Linked DNA regions of Homo sapiens: region 2 is linked to region 1. Evidence: chromatin loops called from intact Hi-C (ENCODE). Cell type or tissue: dorsolateral prefrontal cortex. All regions are shown on one strand.

Evidence for each region. Hi-C counts contacts between places; a loop is a spot of excess contacts. Peaks named below come from ENCODE experiments on the same cell type or tissue, not always from the same donor. Only the 100,000 strongest peaks of a DNase experiment are listed, where the experiment ranks them.
Region 2: it touches region 1 in a loop (7-fold over the local background); 19 of 110 quality-filtered maps call a loop at or near these places.

The regions. Positions count from the first base shown.
Region 1 is chr7:40,325,741-40,333,740 of GRCh38, reverse strand. The region is part of intron 9 of SUGCT (succinyl-CoA:glutarate-CoA transferase); the gene reads right to left. Among named protein-coding and RNA genes, the nearest start is that of SUGCT, 190 kb to the right of the region's middle. In dorsolateral prefrontal cortex, CTCF peaks have their summits at 3,783 and 4,001 (motif pointing left); no DNase peak of the experiment used is centred here; H3K27ac peaks cover 535 bases.
Region 2 is chr7:40,760,318-40,768,317 of GRCh38, reverse strand. The region is part of intron 13 of SUGCT (succinyl-CoA:glutarate-CoA transferase); the gene reads right to left. Among named protein-coding and RNA genes, the nearest start is that of LINC01450, 220 kb to the left of the region's middle. In dorsolateral prefrontal cortex, a CTCF peak has its summit at 4,843; a DNase peak (open chromatin) is centred at 7,127; H3K4me3 peaks cover 455 bases; H3K27ac peaks cover 495 bases.

The DNA.
Region 1 (8,000 bases):
CACTAAATTATATATATGTGTGTATTTTATAAATATTTATATATATATATATATATATATATATATATATATTTTTTTTTTTTTTTTTTTTTTTTTTTTTTTTTGAGACAGAGTCTCGCCCTGTCACCCAGGCTGGAGTGCAGTGGTGTGATCTTGGCTCACTACAACCTCCACCTCCCGGGATCAAGCAATTCTCCTGCCTCACCCTCCCAAGTAACTGGGGTTACAGGTCCATGCCCCCACACTGGGCTAATTTTCATATTTTTAGTAGAGATGTGGTTTCGCCATGTTGGCCAGGCTGGTCTCAAACTCCTGACCTCAAGTGATCCACCTGCCTCAGCCTCCCAAAGTGCTGGGATTATAGGTGTGAGCCACCACGCCCGGCCACTAAATATACTATTATTATTACATACTGACCATGTGTTTCCTCATTCACAGAGAATATATTTGTCCAGCATTATTTTATACATTTTCTTTACTGTTTTCATTATATTCAATCTGTTTTCATCATTCTGTACATAAAATGTTATAATTCCACTATTTCATCCAACCCTGATGCTCCTAAAGATTTCCTAACCCAGCAGTAGTAGTTTCCATTAGTTTCTACTAATTTACTCCTTCTACCAAGATTATGAAAGGAAAATGGAATCAGGATACTTACTTGCCACCAATCATTCTATCCATTCTTTTTTTATGCTTTTAGCATTTACGTATCTAATATGCATATAAATACTTGGGGACTATACGTTTCTACAAAACTGTTAATTTGCTGTCTAGATGGATGGATGATTTTGCCATGCCCAACACACCACCTTCATCCAATACACCACTAAATCCTCTTCTCCTGTCACTACTCCCTCCACTGCCTGACACCATAACCCTAGCAAGGTCTGTGTCAAATTGGGTCTCATGCTTCCTCTGCACTTATCAACTTTCTCCCAGTTTTTAGGTTAAACCCTAAACTGCCACTTAACAGATTCACTACACACAGAGCTCATTTTCTGGCCCCCCACATTAATGCAACACCTCAATGCACCATTATGTTTGCTGAACAAACCTCAGATTCTTTTGCAGTCTACACAGTAACACTATTATAAGTTTTGTTCCCTGCCTCCCAGCTTCTTTGAACTAGGACTGAACTTACTGATTTGATTCCTACAATGGAAACAGGAATGACATGGTAGGCAAAAAAGAACAATCCACACCCCTTCTAAAGTTTCTTGAGATGCATTTTAAACAATGACTAGAAATATATCTTAAATTTAACTATGTAAAAAAAAAAAAACAAAAAAAAAAATCCAATGCAGATTCCAAAAGTCTAACAAGAAAGATGAGTTTATTTTTAAGATACATAATGCTCTTAATTCTTTAATATTGTATTCTTCTTCTATTTGAGACAGCACACTACTAATACAGGTGATGTCACATCAGAATCTCCATCATTCTTCATCAGTGGCATATTATCAAGCGAAACCATGGGGCTGTTTATGATGGAAGTGCAAAGATTCTTACTAGGATGTTTTCAGGATGAGAGATCTCTTCAGACTTCCTTGAAGTTGTTTTCCAAGACTGCTGCTAACCAAGTAATGTTCTGGTGACCCCAAGGTGTCAGTCATAGCTATTCAAAGTCTAGAGGTCCTCCCTGAACCAAAAATGGTCATTCCAAACCAATAAAGATAATAAAGAACAGACAATCTGGAATTTATGTGGCAAACATTCAATAAGAATTTGGCAGTTTGCTTCTAAGAGTTTGTTTCTCTTTAGAAATAAAGCTTAAATCAGTGACTATGCCATTTGCAGTTTAAATGGCCCAGCCTGTAAGATGGCTATACTAACAACACTAACGGTGCTAACAATTCTACTGAGCTTGATCACCATGAGGGAAATTTTCATTGAGAATCTCAGTGTGGAACTTCTCTCCCAGTTACTGTTCTAGGATTCACATGTTTCCCTGCCCCTCTACCAGACTACCAATCTGCTCCCCACTGACCCACACCATTGTCATGAACACATTGGCCAGGCAGAGGAAAAGGAAGACTTCTCCATGACCCAGAGCTCCACTCTGGTGGACAAAACCTATAGGAACAAGGACTCCTGGCAGTTGATGAACTGGGTTATCAGCTGGGAGATAAAGATAGCAGCAGGCCTGCGGTCTCTGAGCTCGTGTAGTACTGGCAGTCACAGCTACCGGCTACTGAACATATGCTATGTGCCAGACCCTATGCCACATATTTTAAATGCACTGTCCTGTGACTTGTCACCAGGTAGTAATATACCTATTTTATACATGAAGAAATTAAGGATCAGTGAGATGAAGCAATGTGCCAAGGTCTGTCTGACTCCAAAGCTCATGCATGCTTTTAAACACTACACCTAAATGTGCTGCTATCTCTAGCAAGTTGAGTCTCAGCAGCAACAAGTGAAAAGAAAAAGGAAAAAAAAATTCAGCAGTAAAGAGGATGGGTGTGTAAAATACTATCACTGAAGAAGTAGATGTTTAGACTGTGCCTAAGAATAGGAATGGGCATTTTAGGCTTGTTTTCCATGATTTAAATCAAGCTTGTCCAACCCGCAGCCCCCAAGCCGCATGTGGCCCAGGACGCTTTGAATGCCCAATATAAATTCATGAATTTTCTTACAATATTACGAGATTTTTTTTGTGATTTTCTTGTTTAGCTCATCAGCTATCTTTGGTGTTGCTGTATTTTATGTGTGGCCCAAGACAATTCTTCTTCTTTCAATGTGGCGCAGGGAAGTCAAAAAATTATCTAAATTTTAGATAATGTTTTAGAAAAATAAAATTCATTTTCACTAAAATGCTTCAAAATTAATTCTGTTTCTGGTCATAAGGAATCACATCAGAATAAATGATGTTAGAAAAGACCCTAAAGCTTAGAAGTAATTACTATGGTGACCTTAATTATTTGAACAAAAGAAAATTATATGTAAGCTAAAACTGTATTGTTTTTACATCAATAAAACCATTTTCTTGGCTGAAATTACCCAAACCAAGTATTTGCCACGCATTTAGTGATATAAAGTAAATAAATGCCCCCCCATCCAGAAGAGGAAATACACACACTCACAAAACACACTCAAGCACACACAAACACTTGCTACTTTATGACTTGTTTGCTAACCTTGTTAACTGAAACAGAGGAAAAACCATGCCGGACTTAGAGGTAGGAGCGTTTGCCAGCAGGTAATTTCTTTCAAGAACTAACTTTTCTCAAGCTAGGCATCCGGCAAAAAAAAAAATCGGATCTTCTAAAGCATAGTCCTTACCCTCTTCACCCTTCTTTCCTAATATGCAGACCTAACCAGTTGTTAACAGGACCTTTCCTAGGAACCTCATACATCTCTAAATGTATATCTTCTCCCTCAGGATATTACTTTACCTGTAAATGTCCCTATATTCACCTTCATGGCTGAAACTAACTCCCTACAAGATTACATTTGGGACATTATTTCCTAAGCAGACTCAATCTTCTTTATAAAACTTCCCTTGAGACACCTCACACACTCAGAAAGGTCAGCACTTCCTCCAACAATCACATCTTAGAGGCTGATGCTAATTTCAGGATACAGCCTTGCTTCCTTTCTGTTCTCAATAATGTCTACGGAGATCAAATCTGTATGTTTATTCTGTGTTGCTGTGCTCAGAAGCCCAGGATGCTGTTCTCTCAGTGAGCCTGTCACAGCATCTGCAGTGTATTCTCTGCTGAGGTTATATAATGACAGACTAACCCATGCAACAGGGAAGACAGTAGGCAGGAGTGCCAATCCAAAAAAATGGAAATCATTCCCAGGAATCTCTCTCCAGGACTTTGAACCATAGAGAATGATAGTTTTACCTTAAATAATCAATGTGTATATCAGTAGCTGTAAGGATGGGGAGGAAATCATCTAATAATAATATGATCATGTTCAGGGATTCTTGCAAATCCCCATTGAAAAATCCTGTCCCATTACCAGGTTACAAGAGTGACATCTAGTGGACTCATATTAGAATGACAACAAGGGTCTAAGGAAAACAAATCACCTGTGCACACATCTTGTTAAAATGCAGATTCTGGTTCATTAGAATGAATCTATTACTTCTAACTTCCAGGTGATGCCAATGCTGCCACTCCATAGACTACTCAGTGTCACTAGGACCCAGAGCATTTCGCACCTGCTTTCACCCTCAGGCGAGAAGGAGGAGGGGGCACTTGAGAGTAAATACTTTCCAGGTGAAAAATAGGCCAAATGAATTATTAATATAATTCTGTATAATGTTCCTATTTCACTAGCACCACTCAGCATGCACACGTACCATTTCCTGTCTGGGCAGGGTCCCTGAAGCAGTACTCCTTTTCCTAAATGCCAGAAGCAAACTTAAGAAGGAAACAGCCTATTTCACAGCCATACTTATACATCAACATGATTTGTTCAAGTCTCCAGTACAGATTCACTTCAGTACTTAACATCTTACAGGCTTTCTACCATTGTTATATTATTTGCCTAATATTAAACTATAATAGTAATTGGTACCATATCAGAACTCAGTTATTTTCCCCCCAGGCAGCCTGCACCTGAACTGAGATCTATCAGGGTACTGTGTTGGTGCTAAGCACAGCTACTCAGAATTTCAACAAGATTTGCACTGGACACCCCTAGGAACAAAACAGGACATGTAACTACATGCGAATCCAACTGTTTCCATAAACTAGTCCTGTGTGATTTATTTGAGCTAAAGAGCCCTGACCTCCACACAGAGCCACCAGGCTAGACTCTTAGCTGCGAGGTAATGTGCGTGTCCCTTCAAAGAGGAGCTATGCCAGGCCTCACCCAAACTCTTCCCACCTAGGCCTCCACCTTGGGTAGATTTGAACCCATTCTTTGGTTTTAGGTCCACAGTTCTAGGAACGACAACAATGATTTCCAGCACTGAAGGAAATCAGTCTCTTTTCTCCAAAACACATACACATACACACACATACACACACATGCACACACATACACACACATACACACACACATACACATGTACAAAACCCACTTTCTTGTTCAATAAAGTCCTTCAGTACAAGATGATCGATCTAGGACAAGTAATGAGTTTTAAGCAGTGGAATCCCTGTTTCAAAAAACTACCAGAAGGTGGAATTGTTCTGGTTGAAATGGGGTGTGAATACTTAGAAAACTGTCTACTTGGTTTCTACCCAGGCTATCCCCCTCCTTAGGCCCTGGAATACTCCTCCTCATGTCCCAAATATTCCTTCCCATCCCAGCTCTGTCCCCACACTACCAAACTCCAGAAATACAGGTTGAAAACTAGAAACGATGAGTCTCACAACAGCTAAAACCATCCCCAACTCCTATATTGCTCAAGGACTGTTCTCATTAAATAGATGGAACTGTTAATAGGTAGAGTTGCTTCACTATACCATCACTTACTTATGAACCTAATACCATTTTAGCATATGCGACCAAAGGATTTATTCAAAAGATGTACAACCTGATTTCTGAAGGAAATTTGCTTTTAAGTCATAATTAAGGATCCCTGTGATGAGTAAACAACAGAATTGTTTATACCTCTTGAATTGCTCTTGGCAGTCCTAAAGGGGAAATTATGTAGAGGAAAAGGTCACATAATTATTTCTCAAAAGTAGGATAAAGATAGAAAATGAAACTAAACATGCAGCATTGTATCATCTGCCTATACAGTACAATGAGCTCAAGTCCCCCTGCCTCAGTTAGAATCCCAGTTATACCATGGACTTGTGACCCTGCACAAGTTATCTAAACTCTCTATGCCTCAGTTTCCACATGTGAAAGTGGAGATAATAGCAATAACTATTTTAAGGGCTGTGGTAAATATTGATTTAATATATGTAAGATATTTAATAACACAGTAATCATTGATAAATGTTACATCTGATAATTATTATAGTGATTAAGATAATATTACTAGAACTAATGACTGAATATTCAAAATGGCCTTTGATTCTTTTAGATAATTTTAGCCAAATATGTTAGGCATAGAAAATATAAAAACACATTAGTTCTGCACATATATTAAGAATACAAGAAAAGCCGAAAAAATCTTAAAGGAACTAGGGATTTACTACTTTTACTTTCCTTGCACCACCTTCTATTTTACCTCTTAGCGAAACACATTTAAAACACTATATGTCAGAGGGAATTCTGAGTTTAAAAAATCATAATAGTCTTTGAACAGTTGTAAGTGCATTTATTCTTTGTGCAATAGTTACCCTTGGACATCATGTTACCTTATTTATGTTAACTTCAGAAATTTTGTTTTAAATCAAAGACAGCCAAATCTTTCCTAAGAAGTAGCCCAGAGGGTGGCAGCTATTATGCCGCAGCTGGCACATCTGCCTTAATTTTACCTGCTCCTGGACTGCCCAGTGACCTATATTCTTCAGACTGTGGCAACCTCCTGGCCAACTGGTTCCAAATTTAACCAGGATCTTCAAACAAAAGATTTTGTCTTGCTTTAACAAGAATCCCAAATCCGTAAGGATCAAGGCATACACAAAGGCAAATATTCAAAAGCTACCTGGCCAAAAACTTTAGAACTAAAGGGGCTGGGGGTTCATACAATCCATGCCTTAATTTACCAGAAAACCAACTTTTGAATATTCTAACTCATCAGTGCTAATTAATCAAAAGTTTGTAGAAGCCTCTGAAATGTAATCTAATGTCTTTGCTATCACCTACTCTTTCGTTCCCAATAAATCTCCAAATATTTTTTAATGGGTAAGCATTATCGACATTCTTTGCAATTTTAAGGGTATAAAAACAAGTGTTTAAAATATTCTATTTCCTTCACTTTTTAAAACCAAAAGAGAAATCTCCACAATTTTTTGCTCTTACAAAGGTGAGTATATATTTTTTATAAAGGTAGGTTCCCATCTTGTGGGCTTCTCAGAGATTACTCCTGAAAATCATTTTTGTCATGGTTCCTTTTGTTAAGTATGAATCTATACCCAATCTCAATTAATTAAACCATTCAATAAACTAGAAGCCTTACTCCCTGTAACAACTGAGTGATGCTGCCATACATGATTCTCCTCAAACTCTATTAATTTTAATAATGCTATATTTGGACAATGAGCTGAAGGCTACAATTTCCGAAAAAGTTCTACAAAGAGTTTTTTTAAAACAAAATTACCACAGCGTGTTGCCCTCTTTTCTTCTCTAAAAAATGAAAAGAAATTAAGCTAAAAATCCCATAAAGTTTAAGAAAGAAATTCAGCTCTGTTTATTTATTTACTCTGCCCCTAAGCTTCTATGGGTAGTTTTCATAGAGACTATTTCATATTTTCATAGAAACTATTATTCACAAAAGCTATAATTATTAGTTCAACACACCAATAATAACAGGAGCCACCTTTTATTGAGGGCTTTCTAGAGTCAGATGCTGCACAAAACACTTAGTACAATGATCTCTTTTAATTCTCCAGGCCTGTCTGACCCCAAAGCTCAAGTTCTCCCAACTTTCCCTGCTATATTGCCTTTGAGTCCCTTGAAATCAAGGGCCCAGTTCTTCCTCATTTGGAGGCTTTCAGGACTAAAACACTGCCTACCCCACAGGGTACTCAAGAAATTATGTTTTAATTGGTTTGTCAAGAGTCATTTGAAAGCAATGTACTGAAACCATGGTAGGGGGAAACCTACACTTGCCCTACAGCTCATAATTCAAAGATACTTCTGTAGCAAGGCCAGCTATTAGGTTTGGTACCCACTAGAATCATAATAAACTTGACATTTGTTAAAGAGATAATGGAAACAGATTAGAAGAATTCTAGAATCTGCCAAAAACAAACAAAAAAAAAAGACGCACATCCATGATGCATCCAGCTTAGTTTGGATACAGTCAGAAAAGAAATTTGTTTTTGTTTTGTTGTTGTTGTTTGTTTTGTTTTGTTTTGAGACGGAGTTTTGCTCGTCGCCCAGGCTGGAGTGCAATGGTGCAATCGCAGCTCACTGCAACC
Region 2 (8,000 bases), 430 kb before region 1:
TTCCTGCAGATTGCTGCTGTGAACCCTCCTTGAGCAGCCACTGCCTCTTCCACTAAAGCTGTGCAGAGTTCTAAGAAATAGGTAGTGAAGCAGCCTGAGGCCCCTGACTATGGAATCTTACCTGCTGAATGGAGGAGAAGAAGCCCAAGACTGAGCTGAAAACCTTATCTGGATAATATGCTGCTTGGTTTTCTGCCCTTTAATTCTCCTCCCCAATTTCTACAGAGCCTGGGACCCTGAGGGAGTATGGGGCATTCTTGGTCCAAGCTCAGATGACCCATGGCCAGTCCTCACTATGTCTTCAGACGCAGTCATGGTGCTCAAATGTGTCCTGAAATGAATTCCTACCTTTTGTTCAAGTTTTGAAAAGTCTGCCTTCTTCCCTTGGTCTCAGTTCCACCCTTAAAACTATTCTGGTAACTGTGTCCTTCCAGGATATGGGAAAATCAATGATTCCATCTCGTTCTTGGCTTTTTCTTTCTTAAATGTCAGGAATTGAATTCTGCTTTTGAATACTGGCCTTGTGGCTGAGGCCCTGCTATCCAGAAGGATTTACCTGAAGCCTCTGTCTTACCTATTTGCTAGGATTCTGTGATGTTTCTTGAACCTACGATCTCTGTGTGTTTTGTCCACTGCCTATCAGGGCACCTTTTCATCTCTTGCTAAATCTTCTGACACCATATTTACCAGTTACTGTGCCCCACCTGATGGGTCAGCATTCTTTCCATTGCCCAGAGGTAGGCCATCCTCTGCCACCACTCTGACCCACACCAGTTGGCCTGCCCAGTTCCAAGTTCTCACATCCATGGGCTGCTCCATCCTAATTAGGCAACTAACCCTGTCACTCTCCTCTGTGGTTTCATATCAGATCTGGGTCCCATGAGAGACCCTTTGGACCAATAGCATTTTGAAAAATGCCCCATTCAGATAGGTTTGGGAATGTTAGGGCTTAGGAATACCATATAGTTTTCTTTTATATCATGTGATTTACATTCTATGGGCATATATTTTGGGTACAAAACTCTATACAGATGGCTTTTTTAAGTTACAGGAATTAATATTACACCCTTTTGAGAAAAATTCTATGAAGACGCCACCTATGTTTTTTGTTTTTCTTTAATGCAGGGGGTCAATTCCTGTAAGCCAACTTGTTTTTAGTGTTGTGGTTTAAGTAGACTTTTCTCTTCCTTTGCAAAAGATAGATTCAAAAGTCTTAAGTCACTGGAACATTTTCAAAAGCATGTAATAAGTAAATAATCCAGACAGTACATATCTAAACATTTCTTAGGTTAGATGTGGAGATATTGCTGTTATGTAATCATCATCATCAATATAAGGCCTCCTTAAGTGTGGGCACCAGTTTTCATGCCTTTACTACTATATCCAGGCTATCGCTTTCATCCAATATTGTTAAATTCCCCATAGTGCAAATTAAATGTCACATACACAGTAATAATACCAGTAACTTACATTTGTATAACACTTAAAGTATTTGACTTGGAATTTCAAAATATGTCACGTGAACACATATCCACCTCAAACTGCATATATAGGCCAGGAGGATAGGATTGGATTGCTTATATGAAAAATATGTGTATTTGCTAAAATCTACAACTGACTACTGGTTAATTTTCAAATACTCCAGCAGTTCTCTATACATACCCTAAGAGAATATGGCAGGAAAAAATTATTTGCTTCAAAGCTTAATTCTTAGTAACATATTGAAGTTTACAATTTCTATTAGGAAAAATACTAAATTGACAGGATTTGCAGGAATTTAGATTTGCAGGAACAAAGAAAAAATGACAGGAATATCCATATATTAAATAAAGATTTTCCCAGCACTTTGGGAGGCCGAGGCAGGTGGATCACCTGAGGTCAGGAGTTCGAGACCAGCCTGGTCAACATGGTGAAACCTCATCTCTACTAAAAATACAAAATTAGCTGGGTGTGGTGGCATGTGTCTGTAATCCCAGCTACTCAGGAGGCTGAGGTGGGAGAATTGCTTGAACCCGGGAGGCAGAGGTTCCAGCGAGCAGAGATCACGCCACTGCACTCCAGCTGGGACAACAGTGTGAGACCCTGTCTCTAAATAGATAAATAACTAAAGATTTAAGGTTGAATTTAGTTATACCAGGACTGACAACAGGATTTGTATATAGATGATATGTATCACTTTTTCTACACTTTTGAGGGCTTCATGGTTTCAACTATATTATGTTGGAATTCAAGTATAAAAAATTATATTACAACAGAGTTCTGTTGTCTTTAAATAGGAGAGCACCGAAATAAACTTTTGCCTTTTCCCACCTCACACGAAAGGTTGAATGTTGACATTTCCTTTCATATATGTGAAGCATTTAATAAAGGTAAAAAAGAGTAGTCCAAAGAAAATACATGGCTGAAAACTTAGAGGGTGATGCTTGATATTCAAGAAAAGAACAGGAAGGGGCCTTGTGGTCAGAGGGTTTCCCTGCATCTGAGAGAAGGCGCCCTGGTTGACTGGGTGAAAGATTTAGACTACTTCAGAAACTGCTCAAATATGAGTATCTCCTCTACTTCTTTTTAACTCATGAATTCCAGTTTCTTCCCCCTGTATGGGCCTTCCCTTGGTCTTTATTATTACCTCCTAAACCCTTTACATAAGGACAAAGGAAACTTAAAAGATAAAGAAGAACATAATTGGCAATTTATATTGGTTTAGAAACCTCTTTTTCTAAATAGCTCATTTTTCTTTCAGCTCCATGAATACCCAAATCGTTAAAGTAGATGACTTTATAATAGTTCGTTATTTTTTATTTTTTATTTTTTATTTCAGGAGAAAAACACAGTTTTTAGGGTTTTTTTTTTTCTTTAATGGCATGTCCCTGAAAGCATTTGTATCAGGCTCTTCAGATTCCAGGAAGGAGTTTGAATGTAAAGAGACCAAGAAGCATTTTCAAGCCATTTTTTTTGTTTATTTAGTTTACTTTTTTTGAAATGAAGAGAATCCAATTCCATAGAAAATACCTTGGTATTTCAACTGGAATGAGAACCTCTGGTTTGGAGAGTCCACAGTTCTAATCTGATTTAAGACCAAATGTATTTACATGACAGTTGTTTGTATTTGTCTTACTGGAAAATTTCACAACTAAAGATTTAGAAAAAAGGATCAGAAAGAAAATTATCTGTAATTCACTACAAATGAAGAGAAATTAACTAATAAAAACTATTGTTAAATCTCATTGAATCTAAAATGCCAAATATGAAATAAGCTGTCACTTACACATTCTGAGAATGTAGGGACTCTACTGCTATAAGCTGGCAAAGGAGATTATGAAACCCCACTATACCATTCTGATTATAACTTGAGATACCATAAGCACAAAGAACCTCTAGGATTGGAATACTAGAGAAAGAGGAGCCTCCACACCACAGAAAGAACACTGCAGCCCCAACCTGTGGCATGCTTGGAAGAACTGTGTGTGAGTCCCAGCTGTGATCTTACTCCTCTCCAAGAAATTGACAGCTCACCTTGTACAGAAGGTAGCAGAGGGATGAAATAGGATTGGAACTACCTCTATCAGGAAGGTTGACAGGGAAAACTCCTTAGCCAGTTCAATGCAGTAAAACAGCCCCAATTAAGCTTCATTTAACAAATATAATCTTTGGGATTATATTGTTTGGTTTCAGACTCTACTCCACCCTACTCTCTTGAATTGATTCCAGAATAATTGTTTAAGTCACTTATTTTTTTTTAACCTTCCTGTCAGGTCTGTTTTTTCCATCAGTACTAATATACCATTTATATTTTTTTTGAAGAAAAGAAGAAAGCCTTATAAAGATAGCCAAATAAGATGATATATATCATCTCTGCTTAAATCCTGCTATGGAACTGAATTCCTCATATTTGAAATGTGTCCCATGAATGTAAAAGACATAAGCAGTCAGTCCTGATGGCTAAAAAAGGTGAATGAGGTAACAGTAACACTGATGGGCTGTTTGTCTCAAATGTCCCATAAATAGAAATGTGAAATTAATTTTTTTCAATCTACATTCTCTCTACTCAAGGAACAAACTCCTCAGTGGTGAGCTGAGGTAAGGCATTTAACAGGGAATGGTTGGAATTTGAGTTGTCATTTCCATGCTCATATTTGGGAACTTCTTGCAGAAATAAAAAGTATACTTAAGTGCTTATTTCCAAAGTTTGCTGTGCAACTCAAGAACACAGGACCACACTTTTTTTTGGTGGGGGTGCTTTCTGTTTTCCACTTTCTAATTGAGCCTATTGAAAAGACCTCCCTCTGCTGTATATATGCTGCAGGACAGTTGGGGAAGAGCTTTACCCTAGGCCTGCTGTTGCAACAGCTGGTGGCTTTGGCATTTTCATATAAACACGCAAGCCGAAGAAGAATTTCTCCTTTCTAATTGGCCCCATTCCCCCCTTCCTGGGACATTCCACAATGCCACCAACAATGAAGTGCTCAGAAAGGAGGAATCGTTTCTGTTTATGTGAAAATAGATCCTAACTCCACGAGTGAAGGGAAGAAATAACACAAAGCTTCAAAGACCACAAAGAGAAGTTATAATCAAATCTGGATGCTGTTTCTGAGATCTGGCAGTTCTCCTCCATATACCATATGAATGCCCGGTGAGCTGGAGCCAACCGCCCTTCCTTCTAGCCTGGCCAATCTCATTCTCTGTGCAACCTTGGGCAAGCTGCTTGCTGAAGCCATGCCACAGGATTATCTGTGTCAAGCCTGAGTAACACCCCTGGTGACCACCCACTCTCAAACATGAGCGAACCATTTCACTCTCAGGAGTGCTTCATATAAACTAAGCCTAAAGTTTATAAAAGTGATAATCAAAAAATGCCTTCAGGAGGCAGTAGAGCATCGCAATAAAAGGGCATGGATTTCTGAGTAACTCAGAAGTGAATGCAAATTCTGACTCTGTGACTTTCTAGTTATGTGACCTTCCTCGGGCTATTTAATTTATCTGAGGCTCAGTTTGCTCACCTGTGAAATGAGGATTCTAATGCCACACCCCGAGAGTCCATGTGCTGATTAAATACTCCTGTATAAAGCACCTAATTCATATTCAGGCTCACTAAGTGTTAGCGAGTGTTATCAGGTGTGCCCTACAACTAGCCTTATTGTGGCTTACACTATCAGGTGTAGCTCCACATACAGTATAATACAATGCATAAAATTTTTTATGCTGGCTGGGAGGGGTGGCTCATGCCTGTAATCCCAGCACTTTGGGAGGCAGAGGTGGGAGGATCACCTGAGGTCAGGAGTTCATGACCAGCCTCGCCAACATGGTGAAACCCCATCTCTACTAAAAAAAAATACAAAAATTAGCTGGGCATGACGGTGGGCACCTGTAATCCCAGCTACTCAGGAGGCTGAGGCAGGAGAATAACTTGAACCTGGGAGGGATAGGTTGCAGTGAGCTGAGATCATGCCAGTGCACTGCACTCCAGCCTGGGCAACAGAGTGAGATTCCGTCTCAAAAAAAAAAAAAGAGAGTTGTTTTATGCTTCTTACCGTCAAAGATATTACTATAATTCAGCTTGGGGGAAAACATGTTTGGAGGCTTCAGGCAACCTGAATTATAGCAAATTAAATAGTTTTCTCTATTTTTCAATCTCTGCTCCTAAGAAATATGAAAATGTATGCATCCTTTTTAAAGAAAAATAATCTGTTGACACCAGGATGTTATCAGGAAGAAAAGTACCTTTCCAAGTCTTTATCCAAATAACACAACTGATTTCTCCGTATCATGGCAGCCAAATCACCCCTACTGTTAAATACTGTTTCCCTAATATACTTCAAGTTTCCCTTTTGGTGGTAAAAGCCTGTTTCTTCTCATTTGCCACATTAGGCAATTAATTGGGTATTTATAGGCAGCTATCATAAACCTCACTGTCACCGCTACTAGTCATACATCTTAAATTCCCCACATCTTGCTACTTAAAACCTACCCCTTAATCACCTCATCATCTTTGTCACATTTTTAAAGTTTCCTTCCACTTAATCAACTCCATTTTCTAAGCTAGAGTACGAACAATTGTGCAGAATTCTCCTCATGCAGCTTTACTGAGGCTCAATGAAGAGGAAATGTTTTCTTCTTAAGTGATTTCTTTAGATCCCAGGATAGTTTCTGCTTCTAGTGCAAGAGCATCACCGTGTGAGCTATTCCTGATCTGCACGTCAGTGTTACCTTCAATCCATTTCCATTATTAATGCCTTTCCTTGTCAAATGAAGCTCTTCTGGTGGGGGCTGAGCCCACTAGGAGTGAAATCACCGCCCCCCACTGGAGGTCTCTTACCACACAGGTTCCCCGGGGCGTGCTCCTGGCCAACCCTCTCCCGCCCAGTGTTCATGGGTATTCCGCTGTCATAGCAGAAAGAACCCACTTTGACGCTCCCCGGGAACATTGGACCCTTGAGCTAAAAAAACAAAAGAAAATCCTGACCCTCGGAGGACGGTCAGTTTTCTTATTTGGTTTCCTCTCCCTTTGTTAGCACAATCCAGCCAATTTCTCCAGTAAATGACCATTACAACTTGTCTCATGTGGCTCCAAGGGACACATGTTCCTAGTGGGGTGACCCAAAAATCACTTTTCCACAGGATGTTAATAAGCGCTCTGAGGGAAAAAGGGCTCTGCTGTCAAATAACTGCAGGAAAGATGGTCTTCGATATCTCCCTCTTAGGCAAACACATTTCAGACTATCAATGCTTCTGAGAAATGTCAAAGTAAAGAAAATTCACTGACCTTTGCCTAATGCAGGTTTCCCAAAGTTGTTTGACAAAAGGGTCATTTTGTGGTGGGACAACTATTACTATTTCAGAAAACTAGGGTCCTCTAGGCAAGGAACATTTAGGAAATGCTGTGCTCTATCATGGGCCCCTCTCTAATTTCCCATAATTAAGCTGTTACAGTGTTATCTATGACCTCTGCATTATTTTCACCTGCATGAACTGTCTGAAAATAATGATTTTGGAGGAGGCTTTCACACTGCGTGGTCTCCATTGACTTTATACACAAAATATTTATCCAAGAGCTCCTACTTGGAAAACAAACAAAGGGGCCAGTTTAGCCTCACGTCCATCTGGCAGTGGCAGCCTCAGGATCTCCCAGTCCTCACTGTGTCTTATTTGACTGGTCACTGTCACATGCCCCATTACACAGTGCTTCTTGTCAGCCAGGACTTGGCACAGAGTAAACACTGGATAAACATTTGTTAAACGAAAGGATGATTTGTTTTATGTTATTTCTTAGAGAAACATGCGTGATTGTTTCAAGGTTTAATGGTTGAAAAATTAATGATGTGGCTAGTTTTATTTTTCCCCAAGACTACTTGTTACTGTAGATGAAGCTACGAGTTTATTAACTATCTATACTGTGTTTCCACTTAATCCTTCTATGTGCTGAGCACTGGACATTTATTATTATTTAATTATTATAAGTTGCAGTGAGTATTTGGTCTTCCTGTCACAGATAAGAAAGCTGCCACTGAAATACGTGAGACAGCCTGTCAATGATCTCCAAACATAAATTGCAAAACCAGGCTTTGAGCTCAGGTCTCGGTGACTAAGCCTACATGCTCTCCATTCTAGCCTATTTTGTATGCACACCACACATGCATTCTACATGTACACATGAAAACATCATAGAAGTTAATTAATATTTTTATGAATCATATTTTTGTTGTAGCTGAAAATGTATATAGCATGAAATTTACCATTTTGACCATTTTTAAGCGTACACTTTAGTGGCACTAAGTACATTCACATTGTTGTGCAACTATTATGCCATCCATCTCCAGAACTTTGTCATCTTCCCAAAGTGAAACTCTGTATTCTGTAAACACTAACTGGCCATACCCCTCTCCCTCCAGCCCCTGACAATCACTATTCTACTTTCTGTGTCTATGACCTTGACTACTCTAAGTACCTTATATGGAATCACGCAGTATTTGTCACTAATTTACTTTTAAACTTTTCTGGCCATA